2 separate regions of the Homo sapiens genome follow, and region 1 is linked to region 2. Evidence: read pairs that join two places in POLR2A ChIA-PET (ENCODE). Cell type or tissue: MCF 10A. All regions are shown on one strand. Links, peaks and the distances in the headings refer to the core of each region. The heading gives the core; the rest is flanking DNA. Region 1 overlaps IQCM (IQ motif containing M). Region 2 overlaps IQCM (IQ motif containing M).

What was found. Peaks named below come from ENCODE experiments on the same cell type or tissue, not always from the same donor. Only the 100,000 strongest peaks of a DNase experiment are listed, where the experiment ranks them.
Region 1: POLR2A ChIA-PET joins it to region 2 with 5 read pairs; 1 of 35 experiments calls an interaction of 5 or more read pairs at or near these places.

Annotation. Positions count from the first base shown.
Region 1 is chr4:149,726,523-149,742,058 of GRCh38, forward strand. It overlaps IQCM (IQ motif containing M), which reads right to left. Exons shown (of 14, transcript NM_001363507.2): 4 at 8,854-8,936; 5 at 6,722-6,986. Among named protein-coding and RNA genes, the nearest start is that of IQCM, 82 kb to the right of the region's middle. In MCF 10A, for the core only: no CTCF peak of the experiment used is centred there; a DNase peak (open chromatin) is centred at 9,489.
Region 2 is chr4:149,336,784-149,352,319 of GRCh38, forward strand. It overlaps IQCM (IQ motif containing M), which reads right to left. Exons shown (of 14, transcript NM_001363507.2): 14 at 14,926-15,283. The coding sequence ends at 15,168. Among named protein-coding and RNA genes, the nearest start is that of LINC02355, 190 kb to the left of the region's middle. RefSeq lists an enhancer at 4,161-5,360. In MCF 10A, for the core only: no CTCF peak of the experiment used is centred there; DNase peaks (open chromatin) are centred at 7,828 and 8,838.

The DNA of each region.
Region 1 (15,536 bases), core at 7,273-11,272, 390 kb after region 2:
TGTTAGAAATTCTCAGGGCTCAGTTCTTGGATTTTTTTTCTACCTACATTTATTTCCTCAATGATCTTATCTAAGTCTATGACTGTAAATAATATCTATACCTGTGTTGTCCAATATGATAGCCAATTACCATATGTAGCTATGAGCACTTGAAATGTGGCTAGTCCAATTTAAGCATCACTATAAGTAAAATATACACTGGATTTTGAAGATTTAATATGAAAAATATATAATATCTCAATAATTTTACATATATATATGTAAAAATTACTGAGATACTATATATCTTTTTTTTTCCTCTGTCTCCCAGCTAGAGTGCAGTGGTGCAATCTCGGCTCACTGCAGCCTCCGCCTCCCAGGTAGCTGGGATTACAGGTGCCTGCCATCAAGCCTGGCTAATTTTTGTATTTTTCAGTAGAGATGGCATTTCACCATGTTAGCCAGGCTGATCTCCTGCCCTCAAGTGATCTGTCCGCCTCGGCCTCCCAAAGTGCTGGGATTACAGGTGTGAGTCACCACGCCTGGCTCCAAATATATTATAGAAATTAATTTTACCTGTTTCTTTTTACTGTTTAAAGTGGCCACTAGAAAATTTTTTATTATATGTGGCTCATGTGGCATGTCTACTGGACAATATTATCTATAAATTAATGACTCCAACCTTTCCCATGAGTCTGCACTTACTTATAATGGACTACCTATTTGATGCTTTGATTTGCATGTCTAATTGCCTCCTCAAACTTAAAATATCCATATCCCAATTCTTGGTTTCTGCCCATTTAAAACGCATCTCTCTATTCTCCATCTCAGAAAGTAGCAGTTCTCATCTTCCAGTTCATCAGGACTAAAGCCTAAGAGTCATCCTTCATGCTGTCTTTCCCTTACACTCCACACCTAATCTTTCAGCAAGTACTGACAATTCTGCCATCAAAATATTTTTATGACAGTATTTTTAAAGTGATATTAGAAATGAAGGAGGAGAAAATAAAACAAGCAAGAAGGGAAAACTAATGTGAAATTTTTTTCTGAGTTGACCATCATTATAAGATACTGGTTGCTTAACTGTCCGAAACCTTCTGAGAAGCTTTATAAAAGGTTATTGAGACCCTTCTGCCCAGGGACAGAAGGGAGGAAACATTTATCCACTGGCTCTCATCCCCCCTTCCTGGTTGTTTATGTGTCAGCTGAAGCTGGTCCTATGAATGTCTCAAGCCAGGAAGGAGTCCAGGAAGTATGGAACAAGGACCAGTAACCCTAGCAGTGGCTGCAGTGCCTGGAATAAGAGATGAGCCCAAGAGGATTTCAGGTGATGAATGAGAAGTGTTTGACACGGCCTGCATGCAGTGGTGTGCTGCAGCAAGCTCAGACCTGCTCAGGAGAGCTGACTGTGTACATCTCTTCCCAACTCCTGTAATCAGTGGTACCACTATTGGTAGTTTGAAATTGGCTATGTTAAGAGTATTTACACCATGGAAATCAGTAAAAACTACAAACCAGGACTTCCTCCCTCCCCTCACCAGAGCCAGTTGTTAAACATGTGCTAGCACGGCACTGACTAAAAGGTTCTGTTCTTATACAGTCTCAGCTCACTCCTCTCCAGCTGATTCTCAGAACTGCAATCACATTAACTCTTTTTTCACTTATTTGAAAGTTCTTCCATGTGCCCCACACCTTGGGTCATTGAAAATGGTTTTGCAATTGCCTCAAACTTCCCACTCTTTGAGTAATTCCTATGCATCTTTTATATCTTAGCTCAAATATCATTTCCTCTGGGAAGTCTTGCAGACACACAGTCCATGTCCAATTTACTTGTGATGTACTCTCAATCTGTATATATGTGATTGTTAATTGATATCTGTTTCCCTAGCTAGACCACAGGTTCCACGAGGACACAATTTATGTCCATTTTTTCTCCTTTGTATTCTCTGCACTGAGCTTTGTATATTTACTGAATATCTGAACTAAGTTTTTTAATCAACACATATTAAAAGTACTATTACCACTGTTTAATTATTTTAAGAATATTGAAAAGAAGTCCTCCTACTTGAAAATGTGGGGAGCCACATTGGGAGGAGAACACATAACACTTTTATGGGAATCACTTATGTGCATTTTATGTGCATCACTTCCAGCTATAATCCACTGAGACAAATCTATCACATAGCCCCATCTATTTTCCAAGTACCAAGGAAGAAAAGGATACAAGTTTGATGAGCATCTATCCCGTCTCTGCTACAGTCTGTTCTTTAGGACACTAAATATTCATTCCTTCTTGTTCCTTTACAGAACACACCTTTCCTCTCCCCAAAGATGACAACCCAAAGTTCCCCCTAGGCACTACATCCAGCTCAGAGAGCAGGACCTCCAGCTGCTGTGCAGTTTTATCCAACAAGTTCAGATGTGGCTCCTTACGGTCCAGTAATATGAGACCCAAGTACAGAAGATATCTCCATCTTCCCCAAAGCATATAGCATACAGTAATAGAGCAGGTATAGGATAACCTCAGTAAAAACTCCATTAGTGAAAGGGAAGAAAGTAAACATAATAGTCACCAGTCCAAAGATGTTATAGAATTCTATTGGAAAGTCACTGAGAAGGCCCCCTAACCTGGAGGTGGGGAAGTTCCTTGAATAGACAATGATTTTGTCCTGGGACGCGCTCTCTTCATTTTTTCAGTGGCCTCTTGATCTACTCTCTGAGAAGCCTTTTACTTGCTCCTTGGACACATCTTGCTATTACCCTCCTTGGAGGTTGTACGGCTTGTGTCAACCACTTCCTGATAAATCTAGGTTATCTTACTTTTTGAACATTCAATTACATCAAGGTTTATGGTTTCTCTGGAAATGAAATTCTCTAAAAAAATCTGTTAGGCTTTTTAATCTATTTGCTTCCAGTTAATTCTGCCTGACAATAACCACACTCAAAGTCTTTTTTTGTTGTTTTTTTTTTTGTTGTTTTTTTTACCTTTTTTGAAATGGAGTCTCACTCTGTTGCCAGGCTGGAGTGCAGTGGCACGATCTCAGCTCACTGCAACCTCCGCTTCCCAGGTTCAAGCGATTCTCCTGCCTCAGCCTCCCAAATAGCTAGGATTACAGGAGCGTATCACCATGCCCAGCTAATTTTTATATTTTTAGCAGAGACAGGGTTTCACCATGCTGGCCAGGATGCAGTCATTTTTTTTAATATATGGTTCTAAAATCTCCTTTGCATCTTTGTTTCCTTTACCCCTTGGATTAGTCTCTCAATAATGACTGCCATGAGGGTATCTGAGATAACGGGCTGTGTGGTAAAAGATGTACTTTTAATATGCTTTTTGCTGCAATGTTAAGTATTAGTAGATATTTGCTCAAAACCAAGACCCTAAGTACCTAGTATCTCTCTATGCCCATTCATTTCTAATTGTAGACTAGCCAGGACTTTTCTCAGTTTATCTCATGTTTATAATAATTCCCAAAGCAAGCCAGAAACCAGCAATATGTCTTAATAATGAATTTCCCAACTTCTTTACCTGAAGCTACAAAGCTCAGTAGGTACATGGTCTAGATTCCAACTTATTGGTGGTGGCAGTTTTTACCATTATATAAGATGCATCTCCAACCTTCTAATTTGCTATACCTGGCTTCATGCTGCCACTTAGTGTAAACCACTAACCCACTACCACAGCTCTTCCCTGTGTCTTATGCTTTACTTTATTGTTGACCAAGTTTAAATAACTCTACCTTTCTAATGTGTGTAAAATCTCTCCCAACACTATCCCCAGTGTTACTACCTTCATTTAAGTTGTCTTTCCCCGTGTGAATTACTATCTCCTTATTGGTCTCTATGCATCTAAAATCCATCATACCCCATCTCTACAGCCAGTAAACATGCTAAAATGCAAATATTATCACTGCAACTTCTCTTTAAAACATTTAAATTGTTCTCATAACTTTTAGGTTAAAATTCAGTGTTGTTCAGTATCTAGTCTGTTATCTGTAATCACTCCCCAATCCTCATGTTCTAGTCATGTAAAATCATTTTAATTCTGTCAAAAACATCATAATCACTTTCTCAGAGATCCACTGTCAGGTAGATGCTAGGCCCTCTAGCTAGATAGAATTTTCTTTCTCTTTTGAGTTAACACTTATTTATCTTTCAAAATTTACCAAAGACTTTAAATTTCCTGAGAATCTATTCCTGACACCTAAATCTGAATCAGATATCCTCCTATTCACTTTAAAGCAGTAGAGTTACTTTCTATTACAGTATGAGTCATACTATAATTGTCTATTTATTGTCCTTCAATGCCACTGCAAAAACTATATACATCAAATTTGAATTTCTTGAAGGGAAGCAGCATATCTTTTGTCTCTCATACCTCACATGTTAAATTAAACAAATGTTAGGTGAAGAAATGCATGAGCCCCACAATTTCAGTACGGTAGTGATCCCTCACATCTATCTTCAATCTTCACGTACCTCTCAAGTGCTAGGTCTCCTTTTCCAACTTCCTAATGGCTATCTCCACATGTGTGTCTACTTAACAGGTCTAAAACTGAATTCGTTATTTTCCCCCATCCCTTTCCCCACTTGTCCAAAATCTGCTCCTCCCCTTATTATGCTTCAAATGTTTGTATGTCTCCAATATTCATGTTGGAACCTAAGATCCAATGTGATAGTATTAAGAGATAGGACCTTTGAGGAAGTGATTAAGTTATGAGGGCTTCACCCTCATAAAGGAAATTAATGTCCTAATAAGAGAGGTTTCAGAGAGCTGCTAGCCCTTTTCCCTTCCATCCCTTCCACCATGTGAAGACACAGCTTTTGTCCCATCGAGAGGACAGAGCATTCAAGGTGCCATCTTGGAAGCAGAGACTGGACCCTCACAAAACCACATGCTAGTTAGTACCTTGATCTTGGATTTCCCGCTTCCATAACTATGAGAAATAAATTTAGTCTGTTTATAAATTATTCAGGCATTTTGTTATAGCAGCAAGAACAGACTGAGATAGTCTCTAAATTTCTACCCCATCCTAAGGATTTTTGTCCAGTTTCTCAGTCTAGAAGCCTCAATATCTTATCATCTTCATTTTCATTACACATCAGTTGATTTTTCAAAAACCAGTTAATTCATCCTAAAATAATCCACTAATTCTGAATTTATCAAAATGTATTAAAAAGAACACTAGTCTCAAGGACATTAACTGGTATAATGTGGAAAAAAAATGGGGGTTCTTTGGCCAAATGAACTGGGGGTAGCAAGGTTAAAAACAGTAAACAGATTTCTTTTCTGCAGTATTTCCTAGACCTTTCAATATATTGATAATCAATACGAATCTCCAATAAGGAATATAACGTGTATTTTATTTAAATGTTTCTAACCAAAGAACCCTTTGTCAGGTCACTGAATCACTCAGGACTAACATTCTGAAGAGCATGCTTTGAGAAATGCTGATGGAACAGCCCTCCTCCACACTTTATGCTTCCCTACTGCCCTAATTTAGGCCCTGTCATCTCTCACCTGGACAGCCTCCTCACTTAGCTCTCTGTCATCACTCTCTCTACAGTTTCTGCTGCCAGTTTTATTTTTCTAACAGAAAGATCTGATTATACCTCACCTCTTCCCCCACCTACAGCTTTGAAATCATCATGTCTTTCCATTAAACATAAGTTCAAATTCTAGGTCTACTATTATATTCCCTTCAAACTCTAGCCCACCCATCTTCCAAAATTTATTTCCTACCACATCTCTCCCTTCCCAAAATATATCATATTCTTACATCCTTCAGAGCTTTAATACATTTTGTTCCTGCGACTCAGAATGGCATCTTCTGTTTCCATCCTACTTCTCCTGAAAACCCAGTTCTAAAGAGATCTCTTCTGATAAATTTTCAGGAGAAATCTCTTCTGGCCTTTGGTTGGTTGCTCCTCAGTGTTTCCATAATGCTTCACACTCACCCTCTTACAGCAACTGTTACACTGTATAGTAAGAAATTACCCTGTGTTTATCCTCACCATTACTCTCTGAGCCTTTTAATTGCTGTTTCTCCAGCTCTTAACTTAGTGCCTGGCACAGAGCAGTCATTCTTTGTTGAATAGGAAAAATACAAATGAGTGTATGAATAAATAAACATCTTTAGAAATAACGTAAGAGGAAAAAAATAAGATGAGGCTGTGAAAGCTATACTAGAAATGTATTATAAGCAGTCATGTATTCAAGCCATTATTTTCAGGAAAACAATATCACTTTGCTTAAAGCGATCTCTAATTTACACCTACCATGTTACTGATAGAGGATAAACCTTTACAATTTCTTTTAAGGGAAAACTCTATAGCTTCCAAAAATCTTTTTAGTGTTTTGAGGAAACACGCTCACGAGTAAGTTGCCTATCCTATTGATCCTGCTCAAAAACAGAATTCAGGGCTATCGTCCATGGCTGCTTTAGCATCTGTGAAATAAACAGTCTCTGAGGATTTTCACTAGGAAGAAGATCACTTCTGGAAGACATGGCTAACAAGTTTTGTTCCCCTAAATTTCTCTTTCCCTTTAGAATGGGTTCATCTCAATTTCTGGTGGTGCCCAGAGATTAGCAGCTCTAATAATCAGGCCTCCCTACCTTTCATTGTTAAGATTTAAAGTTCAGGGAATTATTTGAAAAAGAAAATTCCATTACAGGCACATAAGAAACAAATAGTTTTGTCCGTGAGTTTGCTGAATTTCTTCACTCCACCAAAAACTTACCTTTTGTAATTAGATCTATGGGCCTGCATCTTTCTCTTCTACTAAAAATGTGTGGTTCCTTGAAGGAGATTCGTTGTGGGGGTTCCTGAAGATGCTCGCTTTTGGAAAGCTCCTTGGGAAAGCAAATCCTTCTGAGTGCGGCCCGATGTTCTTGCACCACATCACGTGTTACCTTTTTGTCAATCTCCAAAGGTATGTATTTGCCAGATTTCGGTTTTTGGTGTTTCTTTCTAAAAACATTTATAGAAGTACCTTGAACTTTATTCTATGAATAAAACAAAAATAGATTTTGGCAAAATTTAATTTTAGTATGCATTATTTAATAAAGTTATATATTTTATTAATAAGTTCATGAAATTGCACCTCTAGTACATACATTTTACAAAGTACCTTGCTATATAAGACATTTACTCTAATGTAAATTACAAATGACAGTAACCAGCTAAATCAGATGTTATTCTATGTCACTCTCTAAAAGTCCTTCACAAGCATAAGGATTATATTCCCCTTTGAAAGAAATGTAAATTTTAAAATAGCAACTTTCTCCCCAAAGTGATATTTTTAATTACAGGTTTCAAGTCTACTGTAAAATAGGAGTTTTTCAAATAGACATGTAAGAATTAAATTATTTTCAACCATCTTTGAAGAACTTTCAGATGTCCATAAAATGCTAACATCCCCCAAATCTCTTCCTTTGCTGAACCAGAAATAACTGAACATACATGGAGGTAACCTCTCAAAAAGAGCATACTGGTAATACAACATACATTTCATATCCTTTAATCATAATTGCTTCTTTATTTTGACCACCTTGAACAACAGAGAAATAATACAGCTCCAGGTCTCTGACAGGTAATTATCCAAATAGCATAACTGTTCTACACACAGAGAGAGCTATAGTTCTTCCCTATTCCCCCAACAACACACACACACCCAAAAAAAAGGTTTAGAAAAATTCAAATTGTTGCTGACTCAAAAGGTCAATAAGGAGGTTTTAGTGTGCTAGTATTACATTTTTCCAGGCAACCGAAGATGGAACATTGGACTGTTATTATTAGATAAAAATTTAAACAGGTCAAGTTTCTAAGGCACATCTGTCTAACTCTGAAGACCGTGAAACATTCATCCCATGTTCCCACCAGTGAAATTAATATAATTGAAAATCATTTTAAATTGGTTAGAGGAAAAATTAGTTAAGCAATGCGTACAATGTTGATTACATGATTAAAAGTATGTATGGCCAGTCTTGGCATAAAGGACCATTCAAAAGAAACATAAGTAAAAATTAGAATCCTCCTCCCCATCTGCAAGAAATATTGAAAAATATTTAAAAGCTTACTTAAAATTTTGTTTAAAAAAATTTTTAAGTATTTAGCAGGGGACTAGGATCATTTGACACACAGTAAACCATCCGAAGTTACCCTCCCCTCACCTGTCTTCCCAAAGGCCCAACGGTCACAATAGTTGCCCCTTCCCCAAATTTGCTACCTCCTCTATAGATGCTCTCCTCCAAAATGTCACCCTGTGCTGACCCTCCTCTGTCTCTTTGTTATCCCTTTCCCTTTCACTCCTTCTTCTCACTTTCGAAATATATGCCATTCAGCAAATATTTATTGAGCCAGGAACAATCATTATTGCTAGAGATACAGCATTCAAAAAATATTCTATGCCCTCAAGGATCTATCAGACCAGCAAACGGACAATTTTAATGCAAAAAGATACATGGAATATAATGTATCATGCTAAGGTAATCATGCTAAGGGTATAGAAGAGACTCATCTCACAATTTATTTTCTAGTTTAGCTTCGACTAAACAGCATTTAAAGGGATATTTATGTGACATGATAAATCCAATTATTTATGTTAAAATTCTTCAAAAAAAATTTAAATTGTATTAAATGTACAAATTAAACACATTTGTATAATTAAAATTCATACAACTAAAAAATCTTATTTTAAAATGTCATTTGAAATCAATTTTTATAGCTAGTGAGCATTTCATTTTTCTCTTCAATTCTATTCTCTTTTCTATTTATTCTATCATATCTTAGGGTTTATGCAATCCTTTGGGAGAATCCTTGTAGTATGCAAAAATTTTAAAATGTAACATTAGATAAATGCAAAGGACTAACCTCATTTATTTTCTCATAATGTTGGGCAATGAGAGTTTTTGCTTCTTGAAAAAAGTCTTGCTTGGTGATCTCTAATGTAGGACCTAATATACAAACAGAGAAACATTTTTTAAGCAGTTAATGTGAAAGTAAATTTTACAAGTTGACATTATAAAAGGAAGCAAAAGAAATACAATGATCTCTTAACATAATATTTTGCTTTTAAGAAGAAATATAAGGTTGTAATGGTCAGGTGATAAGATAGGTTATCCTAAGTTACTTCAGTCCAGAAAAAACAAAGAAAATATACAAAACAGAAACATCCTTCAGTTCTGAAAGTCCTTTAAATGTTACTGTATAGAAGATATAACAACATGTTTTGGGCACAAAAGTTATTAACAAGTCTGTGTTTTCCATACTTGATGACTAATGTATGAAGCTGTACATTTCCTCAAGAGTATTTACCTTCCAACTTGTTGATAAAATTATAACTGTAAAATAAAATACCTCAATAAATTTATTAAATAGAAGCAGCACTGAAATTCAAAAACACATGTCTATGGATTTTTCTAAGTTTCTTAATTTCTTTCGACTTTTTTTTTTTTTTTTGTGAGACAGAGTCTCCCTCTGTTGCCCAATCTGGAGTACAGTTGCACAATTCTGGCTCTGTGCAACCTCTGCTTTCCAGGCTCAAGCAATCCTCCCACCTCAGCCTTCTGAGTATCTGGGATTACAGGCGTGCACCACCACATCCAGCTAATTTTTGTACTTATTGTAGAGATGGGGTTTCACCATGCTGCCCAGGCTGGTCTCGAACTCCAGGGCTCAAGCAATCTACCTGCCTTGGCCTCCCAAAGTGCTGGGATTACAGGTGTGACCGAAAGCACCCAGCCTAAGTTTCTTAATTTCTTTTAACCAGGGTTATGTATACAATTCTACAGCATGTAGACTACATCATTCTCATTCAGCCTTGTCTAAGTTTTCCTCTTTACATATTTTCTTTATTATTAGCTGATTGTGTGCTTGCTTCAGCAGCACAAATACTAAAAATGGAATTGTATCAGTGGATCCTGACACTTATAAGTGTTTCTTGGCTTCCTCCTCTTAACTCAAACTCAGCAAAATTTAAATATATTACCTATTCAAAGTCTGGCCAGTGGGCTCTCTGTTTTTATAACTCTATCTCTATTAGTACTCTTACTATGAAGGTTTTCTCTACTCTTCACCCACTCAAATTTTAAGCAATTAAAAACTCAATCTTCATGTGAATCAAAACTATAATGAGATACCACTACACTCACCAAAACGGCTAAAATTGAAAAGACTGATAACACCAAGTGTTGATGAGGCTGTAGAGCTACTGGAACCCTCAAGTATTGCTGGTGGAAATGTAAAATAGCATAATCAGTTTGGAAAAGGTATGGCAATCTCTTTTAAAGCTAAATATACACCCATCCTACAACCCAGCAATTCCAATCCTAGGTATTTACCAGAGAGAATGAAAATGTATGTTTACAAAAGATTTGTACAAAAATGTTTACAGTAGCTTTACTCATAATAATTCTAAATTGAAAACAGCCCAGATATGTAACAACAGAAGAGTTTGTAAACTGTGGTTATATGTGTACAATAAACTACTACTTAGCAATAAAAAGAGGTACTGACATGTACACCACTACGGATAAATTTCAAAAATATTATGCCAAGTTAAAGCAGACTTACACAAAAAAGCACATGCTATATGGTTCCACTTATACAAAGTTCTAGAACAGGTAAAACTAATCTATGGTGGAAAAAACAAAACAGTTATTATTCTGTGGGAAGGTATGATGGATTAACTGAGAAGAGACATGAAGGAAATTTCTGGAGTGATGGGAATGTTCTGTATTTTGATAGGAATTTGGATTATACAGGCATATATTATCATTAGTGTACTCAATGTACACCTAAGATTTGTGCATTTCATTGTATGTACATTTTACATCAAAAGAAGAAAAACTATAAAGAAATAATTAATTCTAACTAATGATATGCATGTTGATTGATGGATGGGTATGTGACAAATCAAGTACAGTAAAATATTAATGGTAAGAACTTGGTAGTAAGTATATGGGCATTGATTCGAAATTCTTTCAAGTTTGCTGTGTGTTTGAAAATTTCATAATAAATTATTGAAGGCCACACTCTCTCTTTATTCTTGCACAAAATATCTCCTTGCTTTTCACCACGTAGACTCACAGGCCACAGGTAGCTGTTACCTTAGGGTAATGAGGTCCTGAGGAATGGAGCCCGGTTCACATTAATTTTCCAATTCAAGCCAAAAGAAGCACTGTCCTCACACGGAAAGGGCAAGAGTTCTGGAATTAAAACTGTTTCATCAAATTTCAACCAAAATCCAATTTTGCTTTGAGGAGGCCTCTAGCCAGAGCATTTACTTCATGGAGGAAAGCCAGCAAGCTATTCCTAGGTGTGACTTCACAACCTGCCCTCCTTTTCCTTCTCTCATGACAGTCCTTTCCTCTTTTAATTCCCTTTTTCTGACTAATCAAATATCCCTTACAATTACTTTAATTACAATCACTTATAATTACAACATTGTCATGTGCATGACACATGACAAGCAATATAATTTATTAATATATTAAGTCACTGGTTTTTTGTTGTTGTTCAAAATGTAGCTTTGTGGAAACCATCATGTCTTATTTCAGACAAGACCTTAGAGATGTTCTAGTCTTCATTTATAGGCAAATTCTGAGAAGCAGAGACCTGACAGCCTGCTGAAGTCACACAGCAGTGCTGCGGCTCTGCACAGGCACTGTGCTCCTGAGTTCCTTGCTGCTCTTTTCTACAAATGTACTGCTTTTCCCAGTGCCATGTACACCTCATGAGTACTGGAAATTCCTCTGAAACTTGGCTGGTCACACTGGTGAGATACGCACGTTTCCCTGACACTTGCATTTTAAGCCAGCAATCCTGCCCCTTGTTGTCATTTAATGTGCTGATGCAGCTGTTTCGACTTCCCCCTTTGTAACTAGAATTAGCTTTCGACAGAGGAGTTAAATTCCCAAAGTAGCATTTTCTTCCTTGCTGGGCTCTTTGTTGATTAGTCCCTGATTTCCCCTGTCCACAAGTGCCACCCATCACCTGTGGACCGTGGAGAAACTATATGCGCTCTAGTAGCGCTAATGGCCTTGCTGGGGCCAGAAAGCAGATCTTGACATATCAAGGTATTGTCACAGCATACCCTTACAGTCAGGCCATGAGATTACTGAGCAGAACAAGGCCTGAGACTGTTCATAAAGGAGCAGAGAAAGGCAGCCAAGGTCAGAAAGCAGCAATTTCACATAGATCCTGAAATGGCTCCAATGAAGTCATGTGGACATTGACTTCCAGCTGGCAGTCCTGAGCCCTTGTTGTCATTTGAGGCACTGAGGTAGCTGTTCTGATTTTCTACCATCACTAAAAAGTGGCCCTTGAACAAGAGTGAAATTCACAAGATAGCACAAGATAACTCATACCTCAATGCCTTAGAAAAGACAATGCTAGCATCATTTATTTTTATAATTTCCAAGGACATGTATCTATCCCACAAATGAGTCTAAAAATTACAAGAAATCAAACAACATTTTTATTAAAGCTCCATCTAGTCAATAATCTTTGAGGCTTCTCTTTTCTTTGTTCATAATGGGGTAAGAATATAAGCTTGCATCTTTTACACATTCAAGTGCACTTCACCTATTATTTTGCGGAAGTTGCCAAGGTCTGTTCCTTCTTTATTATGAAAACTATACTTATAACTTAATTTGTAAATACATATTGATAGTATATAGAATGATTTTTAAGAGCTCTTATTCCTGAGTCACACTATTTTGTGCTTGAATTCCAGTTTGCTCATGAACCTTATTGTCTTAAGCCTTATTTTTCTTATTTGTAAACAGAGGATAATAATAATATATGTCACAGAGATTTGTCTGAAGATTAACTTAAACACTGTTACAAAACAGCACAGCACCTAACATATAAGCTTTCAATAAATGTGAGAAATTGTATTATTTTTGAGATTATTGCATTACCATCATTGGGCTAAACTTTTCCCCAACAGTGTTTATATAATTTTTTTTTTTTTTTTAGTCAACCCTCATTTCTTCAGAATCACAAAGATAACTTCCTAATGCAGTTTGGGTAAATTGTCTTATTAAAATTCCTTTTTATCCAAAACTAACTAATATGTTTGCAGTTAATAAAATATTTTCATACATAGGATTCTTCATGTTATTAAAGTTCCCAAAAGCAATAGTAAGTCATTACAAGTAATAATAAATGTTTTGCAATAAAGTTCATGAAGAGGTTGAAATGGTCATATTAAACTCATCTAAGACATGAGTGCAAATACTAACATTCCTATAGGAAAAAAAATATGAGTAGCTCTAATCCCAAATATTTCACTAGCCTAAAACATTTTCACACATTTATCTTTTAAAAAAAAACCTCATTTTTCATATATCATCAGCTTAACACAATTGTGATGACGGTTCATAAAACCAGATTTCTCTACTACTTTAGAGGTTCTACATAGTTGCTCCAGTGAGCCTCTGAAGTGAAGATACAAAAAGAAAATCTAGTTATGGAAACTATGACAGAGAATAAGCCATCTCTTAATTAGAATTGTTGAGTAAGTATTTTCTGTATCCGAAAAGACCCAGGGGCTTAAAAACATTTGCTTTTCATAACGATAATAAAAACAACTGGCCATACTCAGAGGGTTTACATCCTTCCCATTAATAGGCTACATTCTTCAGAGAGGCTTCACAAAATTTTAGTTAAAAGATAATCTTAAGCAAAGATGTGTGGCCACATGGCTAAGGCCAACCCTGTGTATGTAATCAGAGTAAATGCCTGACAGGTGTAACAAAAGCCCCACCTCAGACACAATGGGAGTCAGTTTAGCACACATTTTTTAAGTACCTACTAAGTGCTAGATGCTGTTTTGATGCTAAATGTGCTAAAATAAGTAAGACTAGCTATTTCTGTCTTCCAAGTGCTTAAGAGTCTAGTGCTAGAAAAAATGTGTAAATAAATGCCTTGACAGTCAGTTAAGATAGGCACTGTGATAGAAGCCAACATAAACCACCAACACCCCCTACCGCTAGCGCACTAATGTATGAATTTCCCTTTAAAAAGATAAAGCTTTACACTGTATTATTGAAAATAATATTGAAAACAGAAATACTCCAAGAGAAATAAGTGAATGGAAGCCAGGCTAAGGCAGTGGTTTTAAATATGTGCTTCATTAATTTCATGTGCCTTGGGGGTGCTTCCTTCTTTCAATCAGAGGCTCAGATCTTATCTGTTTTACATATTTGAGCTCTTCCTAAGTTTTATTTTGCAGAATTTCTTTGCTGAAAAGTAAACATACAACAGCTAAGCAAAAAACAAATAAAGGTCTGAATAACAGTGCCTCTGTGGAAAGAACCTGCTTGTAAACAGGTTCAGATGGAGAGAAGGATTAGAGTGCCAAGAAGTGGAGAGAAGCTGTAGAGGGGAGAAGCTGAAGAGGAGAGAAGCTGGAATTAAGGCCATCAGTTCTAGGGTAAAGAGTTATGGAGCTGGAAAGTAAATAGAAGCTCTTTGGACAAAAACTTCAAATACAATAATTTATATTAATTTCATTACATGTAAGTGAAGAAAACATAAATTATTTCTAATTTATTCCTAAAAAGAGTTAAAGAACCAAATGAAACCCAAATTTCAAGTGGCATCTGGTTATCATCTCCTAAAACACATATTCAACATTTTTTTCCGTAATACATTCTGCATTAAGACTCAACTCTTCAGTTCTAAATTAAAGGCACTCTGTTGAGTTGTCTCTTACTGACTTACTTTCCCCCTCCCTTATTCTCTGGTCTTCTTTAACAAAGTATCCTGCCTTATTTGCACCAAGAAATGCTAATAAGTTTCATATATACCTCAGACATATCTTACAGGGTACTGCCCAAAAATCTTTCTATGTTAATATTTCTCAGACAGTGGTCAGGTTACTAAGGAGATGTAGGGAAATGCCAGGCTCATAGCATCAAGGTCATGTGGGCATGACCTAAAGCAAAATGGAACTAGAGAATATTCCTCCTCCACTTCCTGGATCTTCCACCCTTTCTGACCTTCCCATCTTTAAAAGTGTTCTGTGTTATCCACATAAAAAGAGAGTTAAAGTGATCATCACAGAGCTCTATTGGCAGCCCTGGGCAGATGCTTGCTGGCCTGTATCATACACTGTCAGGGGTAACAGGAGCCAAGAGGAAGTAGCAGAACAGTAATAACCTCAGCTCTATGTGCGGCACTATATGTTAGGATTGCTTGTATTTGCTGCCAAGTCTAGATTAACTCTAAAAGAAATATAATGTGTAATTAATAATAATGTATGGTATACCTGAAAGTTGCTGAGAGAAATCTTAAGTAGTCTCATCACACCAGAAAAAAAGCTAACTATGTGAAGTAATGGATATTATAATTAGCTCGATAGAGGTAATAATTTTACAATGTGTATACATGTTAACACGCACATTGCACACCTTTATATTTAATTTTTATTTGTGAATTGTACCTCAATAAAGCTAGAAGATTATACAGTGTGAACTGAATATGTAATTTACATGTAATTTAAATTTTTCTGGTAGACATACTAAAAAAGGTGAAATTAATTTGTG
Region 2 (15,536 bases), core at 6,511-10,510:
CCAGTTTCAGTTTTCTGCATATGGCTAGCCAGTTTTCTCAACACCATTTATGAAATAGGGAATCCTTTCCCCATTGCATGTTTTTGTCAGGTTTGTAAAAAATCAGGGTTGTAGATGTGTGGTGTTATTTCTGAAGCCTCTGTTTTGTTCCATTTGTCTATATATCTGTTTTGGTAAGAGTACCATGCTGTTTTGGTTACTGTAGACTTGTAGTATAGTTTGAAGTCAGGTAGCATGATGCCTCCAGCTTTGTTCTTTTTGCTTAGGATTGTCTTGGCTATGCGGGCTCTTTTTTGGTACCATATGAAATTTAAAGTAGTTTTTTCCAGTTCTGTGAAGTAAGTCAATGGTAGCTTGATGGGGATAGCATTGAATCTATACATTATTTTGGGCATTTTCACAATATTGATTCTTGTCCATGAGCATGGAATGTTTTTCCATTTGTTTGTGTCCTCTTATTTCTTTGGGCAGTGGTTTGTAGTTCTCCTTGAAGAGGTCCTTCATATCCCTTGAAAATTGTATTCCTAGGTATTTTATCCTCTTTGTAGCAATTGTGAATGGGAGTTCACTCATGATTTGGCTCTGTTTGTCTGTTATTGGGGTATAAAAATGCTTGTGATGTTTGCACATTGATTTTCCATCCTGAGACTTTACTGAAGTTGCTCATCAGCTTAAGGAGACTTTGGGCTGAGACAATGGGGTTTTCTTAATACACAATCAAGTCATCTGCAAACAGAGAAAATTTAACTTCCTGTTGTCCTATTTGAATATCCTTTATTTCTTTCTCTTGCCTGATTGCCCAGGCCAGAACTTCCAATACTACAATACTACATTGAATAGGGATGGTGAGAGAGGGCATCCTTGTCTTGTGCCGGTTTTCAAAGGGAATGCTTCCAGTTTTTGCCCATCCAGTATGATATTAGCTGTGGGTTTGTCATAAATAACTATTATTATTTTGAGATATGTTCCATCAATACCCAGTTTATTGACAGTTTTTGGCATGAAGGGGTATTGAATTTCTTTGAAGGCCTTTTCTGCATCTATGAGATAATCATGTGGTTTTTGTCATACGTTCTGTTTAGGTGATGGATTACATTTATTGATTTGCATATGTTGAACCAGCCTTGCATCCCAGGGAAAAAGCCAACTTGATCGTGGTGGATAAGTTTTTGATGTGCTGCTGGATTCGGTTTGCCAGTATTTTATTGAGGATTTTCGCATCGATGTTCATCAGGGTTATTGGCTTGAGATTTTCTTTTTTTGTTGTGTCTCTGCCCGGTTTTGGCATCAGGAGGATGCTGACCTCATAAAATGAGTTAGGGAGGATTCCTTCTTTTTCTATTGTTTGGAATAGTTTCAGAAGGAACAGTACCAGCTCCCTTTTGTAACTCTGGTAGAATTCGGCTGTGAATCCATCTGGTCCTGGACTTTTTTTGGTTGGTAGGCTATTAATTGCTGCCTGAATTTCAGAACTTGTTATTGGTCTATTAAGAAATTTGACTTCCTCCTGGTTTAGTCTTGGGAGGGTGTATGTGTCCAGGAATTTATCCATTTCTTCTAGATTTTCTAGTTTATTTGTGTAGAGTTGTTTATAGTATTCTCTGATGGTAGTTTGTATTTCTGTGAGATCAGTGGTGATATCCCGTTTATCATTTTTTATTGCATCTATTTGATTCTTCTCTCTTTTCTTCTTTATTAGTCTGGCTAGCGGTCCATCTGTTCTGTTAATCAAAAAACCAGCTCCTGGATTCATTGATTTTTTGAAGGGTTTTTGGTGTCTCTACCTCCTTCAGTTCTGCATTGATCTTAGTTATTTCTTGTCTTCTGCTAGCCTTTGAAATTTTTTGCCTTGCTTCCATAGTTCTTTTAGTTGTGATGTTAAAGTGTCGATTTTAGATCTTTCCTGCTTTCTCTAATAGGCCTTTAGTGCTATAAATGTCCCTCTAAACACTGCTTTAGCTATGTCCCAGAGATTCTTATGTTGTGTCTTTGTTCTCATTCATTTCAAAAATTTATTTATTTCTGTCTTAATTTTGTAATTTAGACAGTAGATATTCAGGAGCAGGTTGATAAGTTTCCATGTAGTTGTGCAGTTTTGAGTGAGTTTCTTAATCCTCAGTTCTAATTTGATTGCACTGTGGTCTAGGACTGTTTGTTTAGATCTCCATGCTTGTGCATTTTCTGAGGAGTGTTTTACTTCCAATTATGTGGTCAATTTTAGAATAAGTGCGATGTGGTGCTGAAAAGAATGTATATTCTGTTGATTTGGGGTGGCAAATTCTGTAGATGTCTATTAGGTCCGCTTGGTCCAGAGCTGAGTTCAAGTCCTGAATATACTTGTTAATTTTCTGTCTCATTGATCTATTATTGACAATGGGGTGTCAAAGTCTCCCAATATTATTGTGTAAGAGTCTAAGTCTCTTTGTAGGTCTCTAACAACTTGCTTTCTGAATCTGGGTGCATATACATTTAGGATAGTTAGCTCTTCTTGTTGAATTGATCCCTTTACCATTATGCAATGCCCTTCTTTGTCTCTTTTGATCTTTGTTGGTTTAAAGTCTGTTTTATCAGAGACTAGGATTGCAACCCCTGCTTTTTTTTTTTTTTCTTTCCATTTGCTTGGTAAATCTTCCTCCATCTCTTTATTTTGAACCTATGTGTGTCTTTGCACATGAGATGGGTCTCCTGAATACAGCACCACTGATGGGTCTTGACTCATCATCCAATTTGCCAGTCTGTGTCTTTTAATTGGGGCATTTAGCCCTTTACATTTAAGGTTAATATTGTTATGTGTGAATTTTATCCTGTCATGTTGATGCTAACTGGTTATTTTGTCCCTTAGTTGATGCAGTTTCTTTATAGTGTCGATGGTCTTTACAATTTGGTATGTTTTTGCAGTGACTGGTCCCAGTTGTTCCTTTCCATGTTTAGTGCTTCCTTCAGGAGCTCTTGTAAGGCAGGCCTGGTGGTGACAAAATCTCTCAGCATTTGCTTGTCTGTAAAGGATTTTATTTCTCCTTTGCTTATGAAGCTTAGTTTGGCTGGATATGAGATTCTGGGTTGAAAATTCTTTTAACAATGTTGAATATTGGTCCCCACTCTCTTCTGGCTTGTAGAGTTTCTCCTGAGAGATCCACTTAGTTAGTCAGATGGGCTTCCCCTTTGTGGGTAACCTGACCTTTCTCTCTGGCTGCCCTTAACATTTTTTCCTTCATTTCAACCTTGGTGAATCTGACGATTATGTGTCTTGGGGTTACTCTTCTCAGGGAGCAGCTTTGTGGTGTTCTCTGTATTTCCTGAATCTGAATGTTGCCCTGTCTTGCTAGGTTGGCGAAGTTCTCCTGGATAACATCCTGAGGAGTGTTCCATTCTTGGTTCCATTCTCCCCGTCACTTTCAGGTACACCAATCAAATGTAGATTTGGTCTTTTCACATAGTCCCATATTTCTTGTAGGTTTGTTCATTTCTTTTCATTCTTTTTTCCCTAATCTTGCCTTCTTGCTTTATTTCATTACGTTGATCTTCAATCTCTGATATCCTTTCTTCCACTTGATCAATTTGGCTATTGATACTTGTATATGCTCCACGAAGTTCTTGTGCTGTTTTTCAGCTCCGTCAGGTCATTTATGCTCTTCTCTAAACTGGTTATTCTAGTTAGCAATTCGTCTAACCTTTTTTCAAGGTTCTTAGCTTCCTTGCATTGGGTTAGAACATGATCCTTTAGCTTGGAGAAGTTTTTTATTACCCACCTTCTGAAGCCTATTTCTGTCCATTCATCAAACTCATTCTCTGTCCAGTTTTGTTCCCTTGCTAGTGAGGAGTTGTGATCCTTTGTAGGAGAAGAGGCATTCTGATTTTTGGAATTTTTAGCTTTTTATGCTGATTTCTCCCCATCTTCGTGGATTTATCTACCTTTGGTCTTTGAAGTCAGTGACCTTCGGATGGGGCCTCTGAGTGGACGTCCTTTTTGTTGATGTTGATACTATTCCTTTCTGTTTGTTAGTTTTCCTTCTAACAGGCCCCTCTGCTGCAGGTCTGCTGGAGTTTGCTGGAGGTCCACTCCAGACCCTGTTTGCCTGGGTATCATCAGTGGAGGCTGAAGACCAGCAAAGATTGCTGCCTTTTCCTTCCTCTGGAAGCTTTGTCCCAGATGCCAGCCAGAGGTCTCCTGTATGAGGTGTCTTTCGGCCCCTACTGGGAGGTGTCTCCCAGTCAGAATACACCGGGGTCAGGGACCCACTTGAGGAGGCAGTCTGACCCATATTAGAACTCGAACACTGTGCTGGGAGATCTGCTGCTCTCTTCAGAGCTGTCTGACAGGGATGTTTAAGTCTGCTGAAGCTGCACCCACAGCCGCCCCTTCCCCCAGGTGCTCTGTCCCAGGGAGCTGGAGGTTTTATCTGTAAGTTCCTGACTGGGACTCCTGCCTTTCTCTCAGAGATGCCCTGCCCAGAGAGGAGGAATCTAGAGAGGTAGTCTGGCAGCAGCAGCCTTGCTGAGCTGTGGTGAGCTCCACCCAGTTTGAACTTCCTGGTGGCTTTGTTTACACTGTGAGGGTAAAACCACCTACTCAAGCCTCACAATGGCGGACACCCTTCCCTTCACCAAGCTCGAGTGTCCCAGGTCGACCTCAGACTGCTGTGCTGGCAGTAAGAATTTCAAGCCAGTGGATGTTAGCTTGCTGAGCTCCATGGGAGTGGGACCTGCCGAGCCAGACCACTTGGCTCCCTGGCTTCAGCCCCCTTTCCAGGGGAGTAAATGGTTCTCTTTCACTGGCATTCCAGGTGCCAGTGGGGTATGAAAAAAACTCTTGCAGCTAGCTAATTGTCTGCCCAAATGGCTGCCCAGTTTTGTGCTTGAAACCCAGTGCCCTGGTGGCATATGTACTGGAGGGAGTCTCCTGGTCTGCGAGTTGCGAAGACCATTGGAAAAACGCAGTGTCTGAGCCAGAGTCCACCATTCCTCATGGCACAGGCCCTCACGGCTTCCCTTGGCTAGGGTAGGGAAATCCCCTGACTCCTTGGGTTTCCCAGGTGAGGTGATGCCCACCCTGCTTCGGCTCACCCTCTGTGGGCTGCACCCACTGTCCATCCAGTCCCAATGAGATGAACCATGTACCTCAGCTGGAAATGCAGAAATCACCCACCTTCTGCATTGATCTCACTGGGAGCTGCAGACTGGAGCTGTTCCTATTCGGCCATCTTGCCAGCAAAACCTCAAGTTTGTTTTTAACATGTTCTCCAGGTTAAGCAATAGCTGTTATGTGTTAACTATTTTTGGCAGAAAGACACTACACAAATCAGATTACATTAACATAATCAGATCCTATTTAGAGAACAATAATAGATTAAGATACTTCTAATAATACTAATAATTTTCATATATTTCATGAAATTAAAGTTTTTAGGAATTTTATTCTCTTAAAAGTGACATATTTGACACGTTAATGAACACTTGTAAATTTAGTTTAAAAGTTTAACATAGAAAATCAAATTTTTGTTTTTGCAGTGGTAATAGTATAAATTTTGTGAAGAATGGTGTTTTGGTAAAAACAATGTCTTTATAAAATCAAGAAATCTTTAGGGCAGAAATATTCCTAAAATTGGTTGTAGTGCATACATAATTCCTAATTGCATACAAACAAGCTGTAATGTTCTATAACTTGAAATAGAAGCTGGAGTTGTTAAATTTCAAACCCACATACACATATTTGTAAACAGAGTTAGAATAACTACTACAAAGTTGAGGGCATGAAGATGAGATTGAAAATGCAGCAATACTTCAGCATGGCAATAAGCATTTTCTCTCTTTCTTGCCCATCATCAATCTGAAAAATATTTCAGAAATATCTTTCCTTTAAAGAACTATTGTGTAATTCAACTGAAGAGTCCTACAATGATATTGAACCTTTCATGAGTCCTTTAGATTTGGGGTTCATTTTCTTTCAGAATCAATATAAAACCCTTAATAAAAATATATGATAAACATCATTGCTAAAAGATTCCATCTTTTAAATATTTTATTAAATCACAATTCTTGGAAACAGAAAGACACTGACATTTATCCCCATAAAAGCAATAGAAGAAGTGAGCAAATGAAACAATAGTAGTTTTAACGGCATGTAAGCTGTAATTCTGAAATTCTGTAATTTCACATTGAAGTATGTTGACTGGTAGAAGCACTATGTTATTGGAGTTCTAATATTTAATTGGACAAATTATGTTCTGGATGCAATGCAACTGACAGTGCCAATGATTTTGCAGGACCTGAAGTTGGTAAAACATTCAACAAATTATACATATATATATATATATATATATATATATATATATATATATATATATATATATTTGATATACTTTTTTCATGCAAAAATATTTGTTGAAGAATATACCTTAACAGGACACCAAAAGTGAATATCTCTGAAAACATTTGGGGTGAAATATATATATATATATCAACACACACAAAATATTTACAGTTAAGAATATCTTCACTTAGCAGAATTTGCTCTGAACTTACTGCACATATAAAAATTTTTTTTTTGGCTTCTTGGCTAAAAATAATATAATCTAAAGAAAAGATTTAATTAAAGGTGTCACAATTTTAAAATTGTTAGCCATCAAATGCAACTTAGAATAATACTGTACATAATTTTATGAAAAAAATGAAAATGAGACCATATCTGGGAAACATACCAATGACATTGTATTAAAGGGCTACAGGTAAGTAATTCATGAAATTATGCGATTTAAAAATGGGAATTTATACTGTCAAGGCTCAGAATGTGATATCTCAAAATACAGCACATTGACAGAAGTCACAGAAGCAAGAAGTTCACTCTGACCTTCCCTCACCTTTCTGTGTGAAGCCTGGCCATAAAGGAATTCTCTGACCTACCTCTCCTGAAAGTCAGTCAAAAGGTTATCATTCTAGAGGGTTGCTGCCCTGTACCAGGGGAGGGGAGTGCTACAAAGCAAGGCCAAGGAGGATCTGAACAAACAGGCCTTGCTGAGTTCTCCCCAGGTTATTGTCATGATTAGATCATAGCCCCCTTTGTCTAATCATGCTTCCTCATGACTATCCACTTCTTTCCTCAGACTAACAATAAAAATGCAGTTTTCCCTGGGTCTTTGGATCTTCATTTCTGAAGGCTTCCATGTCACATAAAACTTTGATTACATGACTGTGTTATGCTTTCCTCCTGTTAATCTTTCTTTTGTTATAGGGGTGTATGCCATAAACCTTGTGATGAGTGGGGAAAACATATCCCCTTTTCTCCCTTATAATACCAAAAATAATTATTCTGTTTATATAATTGTTAATGTTTAAATATTCAATGAAAACATCTTTCTATATTACATTAAGGCCTATAGATGTATGTTATTTAAAAAAATTGTATTTTTGTAATGTTTTTGGATGTGACTGACTATTGTACAGGTTCACCAATATAATAAAACTAGTTTGTTGAAAAATAAATACATAATTTTAGTTCCTTTTGGTTCTCCTTTTACACTCACAATGATCTCAATTTAGATGATATATTTTTGATTAGTCTTTTTATGACCTGTTACTATCTATATATTTTCTAGAAATTGCTGTAGGATAAAAAAAACTAAAGCCTTTTGCTTCTTGATAATACCCTTGCTAGTCTACTCTGCTTTGTAAACTAGTCTAGTTTAAATGATCTTAGTTCAATAAGAATTTCTAGAAAGCTTGCACTAGTGTTAGGCATGTGGATAATCATTGTTCTCAGGAATTGTTCTTTTGTTTTTCTGGTGAGTTAAAAATTTTGACGTTTGTCTGCAACATGTTGCTTTTTTTCCTGTGTTCCTATGGGACCTAGTCATCTGTATGACTCACAGAAGAACTAAAGAGATAAACATGCATGTGCTAAAAAAAAAAAAAAAAAAAAAAAGTAATGCTTCTGAAGCAAAGTGAGACCAGCGCAAGTAAGAAGTGCAACATAGCTTTAATAACAAAAATAAATGGTGCAGACAAATTCACGCTGGCAGAAGGGAAATGAAAGCACTGAAGATGACTTAGTTTTCTGGGAAAACTTTGAAGGTGGCTCTAGGACTGGTTGCCTAGAAAGATAAGCTAAAGTTTCAGCAGACAAGGAGAAAATAAATGGGAGGGAAGGGTTGATGGTATGAACTAAGTCAGGAATATGGCTTTTTTGGGGTGGTAAGCAGTTTGGTCAATAAGGTGGAGATACGTTGTAAGCAGCATAGGATATAAGCATGAAGATTTGAACTTCAGCTAAGGGTCTAGACAGTTATAATTGAGAGATTATAGAACAGATTTGAGTAGGAGGGCCATACAATGCTAGATGAATTGAAGAATGGGGATATTTATATCTGAGACAATTCTGAGACATATCAAGTAGTCTAGACTTAGAAGGACCTGGACTAGCAGAATGAATGCTGGAATGAAAAAAAAAGGGACAAATCCAGAAATATTTTGAAAAAAGAGTTGAGAAGAATTGGTAAATTATTTTCTAAAAGAAGCATGAGGTTTTTTAAAAAATGTAATTCTTTGTGGCTGTTTAATGCAGAGATTCTGTGCTAGCTAGCCTGGGATCTAAAATTAAACAAGTATTTTCCCTACATAAAACCTGAAATAATATAATGTATTGATGTAATCATGTAGTTACAAGATGCATACTAGGAGGGAAGCTCACTTAAAAAAAGTCATAACAAACACACAAAATAAAATGTATAGATAGGGAGGCTTTTATAATTCTATAATATTAGTAGTCAATCCATATGACATGAAGATTACCAGGATGCCCCTGAAATGGGTTGCACAAGATGTGAGATGTCTAAAGCTCTCATCATTAGTCATACACGATGAGTTGACAGGCCTTGTTAAAATGCAAACAAGGTGATACATGAAGCCATGAGGATTCATTAGCATCTTGAACCAACTTAATTGATCAAATTATCTAACCTATTCTAAAGCACAAGGAAAAGGGAGATGCAAGCAAGAACACCAGAGAGATTTTTCTGTGTATGGGAAGGGAAATTATTGAAGAAGTCAGAAAGAGGCATTCATCACATGGGTTGTGTGTAGTTTCTTTGTGTTGTTGCCCAGTTTGGGCTTGCATTGTAGATCCTTCTTCCTTCTAGTTAACTAATACACACTCACTTTGTCTTCTGGGAAGGTATATAAAATAGGATAAAGAAGATTGAATTGGGAATCAGAAGTCAATGCCAATTCTAGCTCAGGCACTAAATTGCTGAATGACTTTACTTACCCTCTTCATCTCAGCTTTTACTTTTGTAAAATGAGGGCCTTAGACTAGATAAGTAATACCTACTCCAGCTACTCCATTCTATAAGATAGTTACTCACATTTTTATCCTCACAGTCTTTTTTTGTTATTGGTATTTTTCTTTTAGTACAGGAGAATTTTATTTTTAAAAAACACTTTTATCAAGAAAATCACCTATTTGAGATCAAAAAGCTGGTGATGTTTTAAAGATGCATGTTTTCAGGCTCTTTTACAGATTAGCCGTGTTTCTTGGTTTACAGTGAAAATCTATAGAACCTACACATGCATAAGACAACATCAGTTTTCATTATAATCATATTTCACACATTACAAAGTCCCGATATTTCTTCTGTTAGTCATATAATTACATGAGAGACGTTTCTTCCAGAATAACTACATTATCATTGAAATTGTACTAAATTTACTACTAAATTTACAAATATTTTAGTCTTTAATATACATGTTGTCAAAATTCAGAGAGATTAAATTGATAAATATCTTCCTATTGCATCTTTTCATTTTTGTGAATTATAAGCAACTGTCAAGCCTCTGGAGTTTTATAAAATTATCATCCTGCTGGAGAATGTCGTGAACCCGGGAGACGGAGCTTGCAGTGAGCCAAGATCGCACCACTGCACTCCAGCCTGGATGACAGAGCAAGACTCCGTCTCAAAAATAAATAAATAAATAAATAATCATGCTGCTATCAAATATAAAGTTACATTTCTGATACCTCTGCCTTTTCTTGTATAGAGAATCACTTATAGGAATACTATTTAGGATATCAAATATTCTTGCCAGTAAGATGAAGCTGCAGTAATATGCAGAGGAAAAGTGGAACTAGGATTGCTTGGAACAATGTGACATACCAGGATATCTGATATCTGGCATATGCTTATGGAGTACCTCAAAAGTCTTCATTTTGAAAACTGCACCTTAACTTTTAAATATATTTTTATTAGTAGAGCCTTTATTGACTAGCATTATTTAATAATAAGGGAGGAAAAGATGAAGTGAGGAAAGGAAGGAAAGGAGGGAGGGAGGGAGGGAGGGAGGGAGGAAGGAAGGAAGGAAGGAAGGAAGGAAGGAAGGAAGGAAAGATAACTCATGAGTCAGGATTCTCAGAGAAGACAGGGTAACACTAGCTGTATTAATCAGAAAGATATTTACTAAGACACATAGACAACTCAAAATTGTTGCGATTGCAGAAGAAACAGATTGCAAGAGGTGTTCCATGAATACTCCTTGTATTACCCCATAACTCACTTGCCAAAATCAGGAAACTGAATCAGAAAGCCACCCCACAGCTGCTGACTTCAGAACCTGGCCCCATACCAGGCGGTATACCAGTAGGATGAATGCTCTGTGCTTGCCCTTTATCCCTACATAACCAAGCTCTAAAGCAAAGTTTTCTGTGGGGGTGAGGAAGGCTGAATAGTGTTTGGTGTAATATTATCATTATTACATTGAAAATACGTGTTCTACAATGTGGAAAATTAGCAAAATATGCAGACTTCTCCAAAAAAATCAGGAGACACGCAAATTTAAAAATATCTAATATGAAATCTGTTTAACAATCCCAAATCTTGGAAGTTTAAGGGTTTATTCCAGAAAGATCTTGCAATCTTGAAGACAGCAGATTTAAACTAGCACATTTGTTCAAAACTGTTAGCAAATCTATTTAGAATTTTGTTTCTTTAAGGTTTCTCTTTTTCCTTCCCCTGACTTGTTTCCAAGTCATAAAAGAGAGGGAAGAGAGAGAATTTTTAATTGTTCAACCTATTAGAATAAAGTTAAGAATTACTTCTGAGGTGTAAGACAGTCATACCTTATCACAGTTTTATTGGCCTTTCTTTTCTTGATTATTTACATAGAAAAATCTGGAGACAATATCATTTTGTGTCCCTCTCCACTGTTTTGGAAGTATTTGTTTCTGATAGCCTATTTCCTAAACCGAAAATTGTTGTTGTTGTTGTTATTTTCATTAAGAAAAATTATTCTTATCAGCATATTACTGAAAATTATTTACTTTACATAATTTGTACTTGAGTAACAAAAAACAAAAATAAACAAAAATAAAACCCAGAGTTCTTCATTCCAGAAGGAAAAGTATCTATCAATACTTTTTTAAAAAATATATGTTTTCTTTACATTGATGCTAGCTGTTTTCAGGATTCCTGATGAATTGTGCAAGGGAATTATTATCAAAATCTTGAAGAAACTAGGAAGAAACTAGAAGAAACTAGGAAAGGCTGGATTGTTTGGATATTTTTATAATAAAAATTTTAAACCAGATTTATGACAATCTAAGTGAAGCTATTTGAAATATTTCTTGTTTCCTAAAATAATGAGGAATTAAACTCATTTTCTTTGGCAGAAATTGGCACACTCTCTTCTTTGATACAAAGCTAGACCACATTTCCTAGACTTCTATAATTTAGAGGGAACCAGCTAACAAGTTCTCCCCTCTAGAATGTGAGTAGAAGTGATAAGTTCCAAGTTCAGATTGAAGTGGTTAAGAAAGTCAGCTTTCTCCACAATCTCTCTTTTTTGTCTATTGCCTGAGTGCAAAGGCTGCAGTGCTGGCCCTGAAGAATGGAACGGAGGCCAGACGCGGTGGCTCACGCCTGTATCCCAGCACTTTGGGAAGCCAAGGGAGGCGGATCACCTGAGGTCGCGAGTTCGAGACCAGCCTGACCAACATGGAGAAACCCCATCTCTATTAAAAATACAAAATTAACCGGGTGTGGTGGTGCATGCCTGTAATCCCAGCTACTCGGGAGGCTGAGGCAGGAGAATCGCTTGAACATGGGAGGTGGAGGTTGCAGTGAGCCGAGATCACACCATTGAACTCCAGCCTGGGCAATAAGAGTGAAACTCCGTTTGAAAACAAAAAAATGGAACAGAGTCCCTGCCTATTCACACTGGAATGTAAAGTGAGCAATGGGATTATTAGGATTGCCGTTTAACACTTTTAACCTACCCTGACTGATGTACATCTGTGAACATACTGTGCTTTGGGAGAAAGTAGTCAATATAAAAATGTGATCTACATATTCAAGCTGCTTCATATTGGTGCAAAAGTATACTGCCAACTCAAAAGCATTTTACAAATATATTATTATTAATTAAACAATAAAAATATTAATAGTTACACAGAATTCCGTGTTTCAATTGTGTTTGTGCTTGGGATGGAAGTTGGGGAAAGGAATGAATAGGAAAGAAAAATCCTCTTAAATTTGAATATTGTGAGAAGTCCATGTTATAGGACCAGAGAAGTTGGGCTTTCAACTATTCTAATAGTTGCACTGATTAAAAAAATTATAGATACATAAGAAGATGTAATACACAAGTCATAAACAATTTAAGAGATGTAACAAACCTGAATCTTGACCTTGCATTGTTTCTGTTTTTTTCCTTAATGCACTTTTATTTAATTTGGCTTAGCTATTTTAAAGATCATATTACTGCAGTCAGAAGCAGTGTTTTAGAATTCAGCTGGGTCACAGGAACTTTCTCACCACTCCATTCTAATTTGCAGTTTTGCTATAATAAAAGCCCTAAATATATTGCTACTGTCTAGATGTTTTATCTGAAACAAGTGTCCTTTGTAGTCTCAGAGGACTCTTCTATTTTATTTCCAGTAAATCAAAGTCTGTGAAGAGCTTCAGTTTTTATTAAGACATACCCTTCACAGTCCAGTGATTGCCAACTGTGGCAAGCCATTGACAGTTCATTTACATATAAGTGATGACTTCCATCAGGTAGTTGGCTCAAAAACACAATGGACATTTAGAGCATATCCAATATTTCTTGTTCTTTGATGAGCACCAAGTGCCAATTTTTATATAGAAACTGACTACTGAAAAGTGAAGGCTTCTTTTCCATGACCTTACACTGTCTTCTACAGCTCTAGAGTGAAATATTGTCACTGAACTTAATGTAGGATCACACCTCTAAAAGACATTCAGTAGCCTTACTTCAACTTGCTAAAAATCAAGGAGTCAAATGTAGAAAACCTGAAACAAGAACAATCACATTTTATTAAATGAAAAGTGAACTTCCACATCCTGTCCCAAACTGTCATAATCAGAACAACTTTTATATTTGTATAAAGTAATTGTGATATTATTAATTTTCTCTTATAAATATATTTACTACTTGGAATAGTGATTACACAACACTCATTAAGAAATCTTATATTTAAGTTTGTAAGTGCCTTTCATTTTAACTCCATGATTTTGCTCCTAATGTTTTTGGAATAGCAGTGGTTGAAATGTAGGCAAATTTTTATCCTAATTATGTTTTAAAAAAGGAGCAGGCTGATGACTTGTAATCATGCTTATATTCAACTTGCATAATTTTTCCCTTTTTTAAAAAGTTGCGCATTTTCTATTTTTTCAGTATGTAAACAAAAAATACTTTTACCTTTAAAATAAAATTCAATTATCAGTAAGGAGAATATGCATAATTAAATTTCACAGGTAAGCCAAATTCCACATTTTAGCTTTAGCTAGTAATCACTTCCTTGCCCTGCTCAAAGGTTTTTTTGTTACAATTTTCTGGTTAGCGCTTCATCATGATTTTTAGTCCACCTTGAGTTTGGTTTTGGTGAGGCCTGACTTAACATGATTCTTGTAATTGGCTTTTCTAAAGATTTAATAACTTCCATAGATATTCTTATAGTAAACTCAATTGCATAAAAATAACCTGAGAGTTTTTTGTTTGTTTTAAAATCAAAGAGACTATTACAGAAGTAATGGATGCAGAATAAAAGCTGTGAAACAATGGGACACTTGTCATGTAGTTCCCAGCTCTTTTCATATCTAGCCTCTATGCTATGTATAGACTCTATTCCTTCGATTATGGTTCCTCACTTGTTTCTCTAATTCCATTCAAAATAGAGGGATGGATAGATGGATGGATAAAATTAAATTAAAGATTCTTAAGAAAACTTTGCTTCAAATTCTTTCAGCATTGGGGCTGGGTGCGGTGGCTCACATCTGTAATCCCAGCACTTTGGGAGGCTGAGGAAGGCGGATCATTTGAGGTCAGGAGTTCGAAACCAGCCTGGCCAACATGGTGAGACCCTGTCTCTACTAAAAATACAAAAATTAGCTGGGTGTGGTGGCATGCACCTGTAGTCCTGACTACTTGGGAGACTGAGGCAGGAGAATTGCTTGAACCCTGGAGGCGGAGGCTGCAGTGAGCTGAGATTGCACCACTGCACTCTAGCCTGGGTGACAGAGCCAGACTGCATCTCAAAAAAAAAAAAAAAAATTATTTCAGTGCTAAGGCAAATCAACTCAGGAATACTCAGGAATACTGTATATTGCTTCTCACCTTTTTACTTCAGAATGAGCAATGAGTAGGGAAAAATAATACCATGACTCTACCAAAAATTAACACAGTTTAAAACAACCATTTCCAAAAACTTTACATAATAAAGGACATTATGGAAAACAAAGAAATTTTTTGACATATATGATTTCAATGAAACATCACACTGTTACCTTTTTAAAGAACAAAAAAGGTGAATCCAACAGTATTGTATACCAGATTCATGAGTTTTAGAAATAAGAATTTTAAAGTTTCTTTATGGTTGTTATTGGTAATGGAACAACATAAATTATAGTCTAATGAAAGGAGTACTTGACACTCTGCAGGTTTACTTCATTATGATAAAAGAGATGTTTTTTATGAAGGAGATCAAATGAATGGTGTTCATCCAAAAATACTAGAAATTATAGATAAACTTGTCAAAGTTCTTTCTATATTCAAAGATTTTTATCCTTTCTTCCTACTCATACAGAATTGATCCACCTCCAGTGTTAACTTGTCTCTTTGGGTAGAGAAGTTTAACTATTACAGGTAATAATATGTTGGAAACATCATTCAACTTTACATGACTTATAATGTTGTCTCATTTTCCTTTCTCTTATGGATCGGGCCACCAACTTTCCAACAACCCGGATGTTAGCTCGTTTGAGTGCTGGATGTCCATTTACTATAATACAAAACATACAGTCACATTAATATATTTTCAATTAATATGATAGTAATGTACCATGGTTTTGAAATTCTATAAGTTACAGGAAACTAATTATGGTTGTGTTAGAACATGCAAAAGACTGGACTTGGGCTCATTTCCTTCGGGTGTAGTGTGTTACCTTATATATCATGCCAAGAGACTCAAAGTTACTGTTAGACCAAAGCATTGAGGGAAGGGATGGGTGAAACTGGGTTCCACTAATATACAG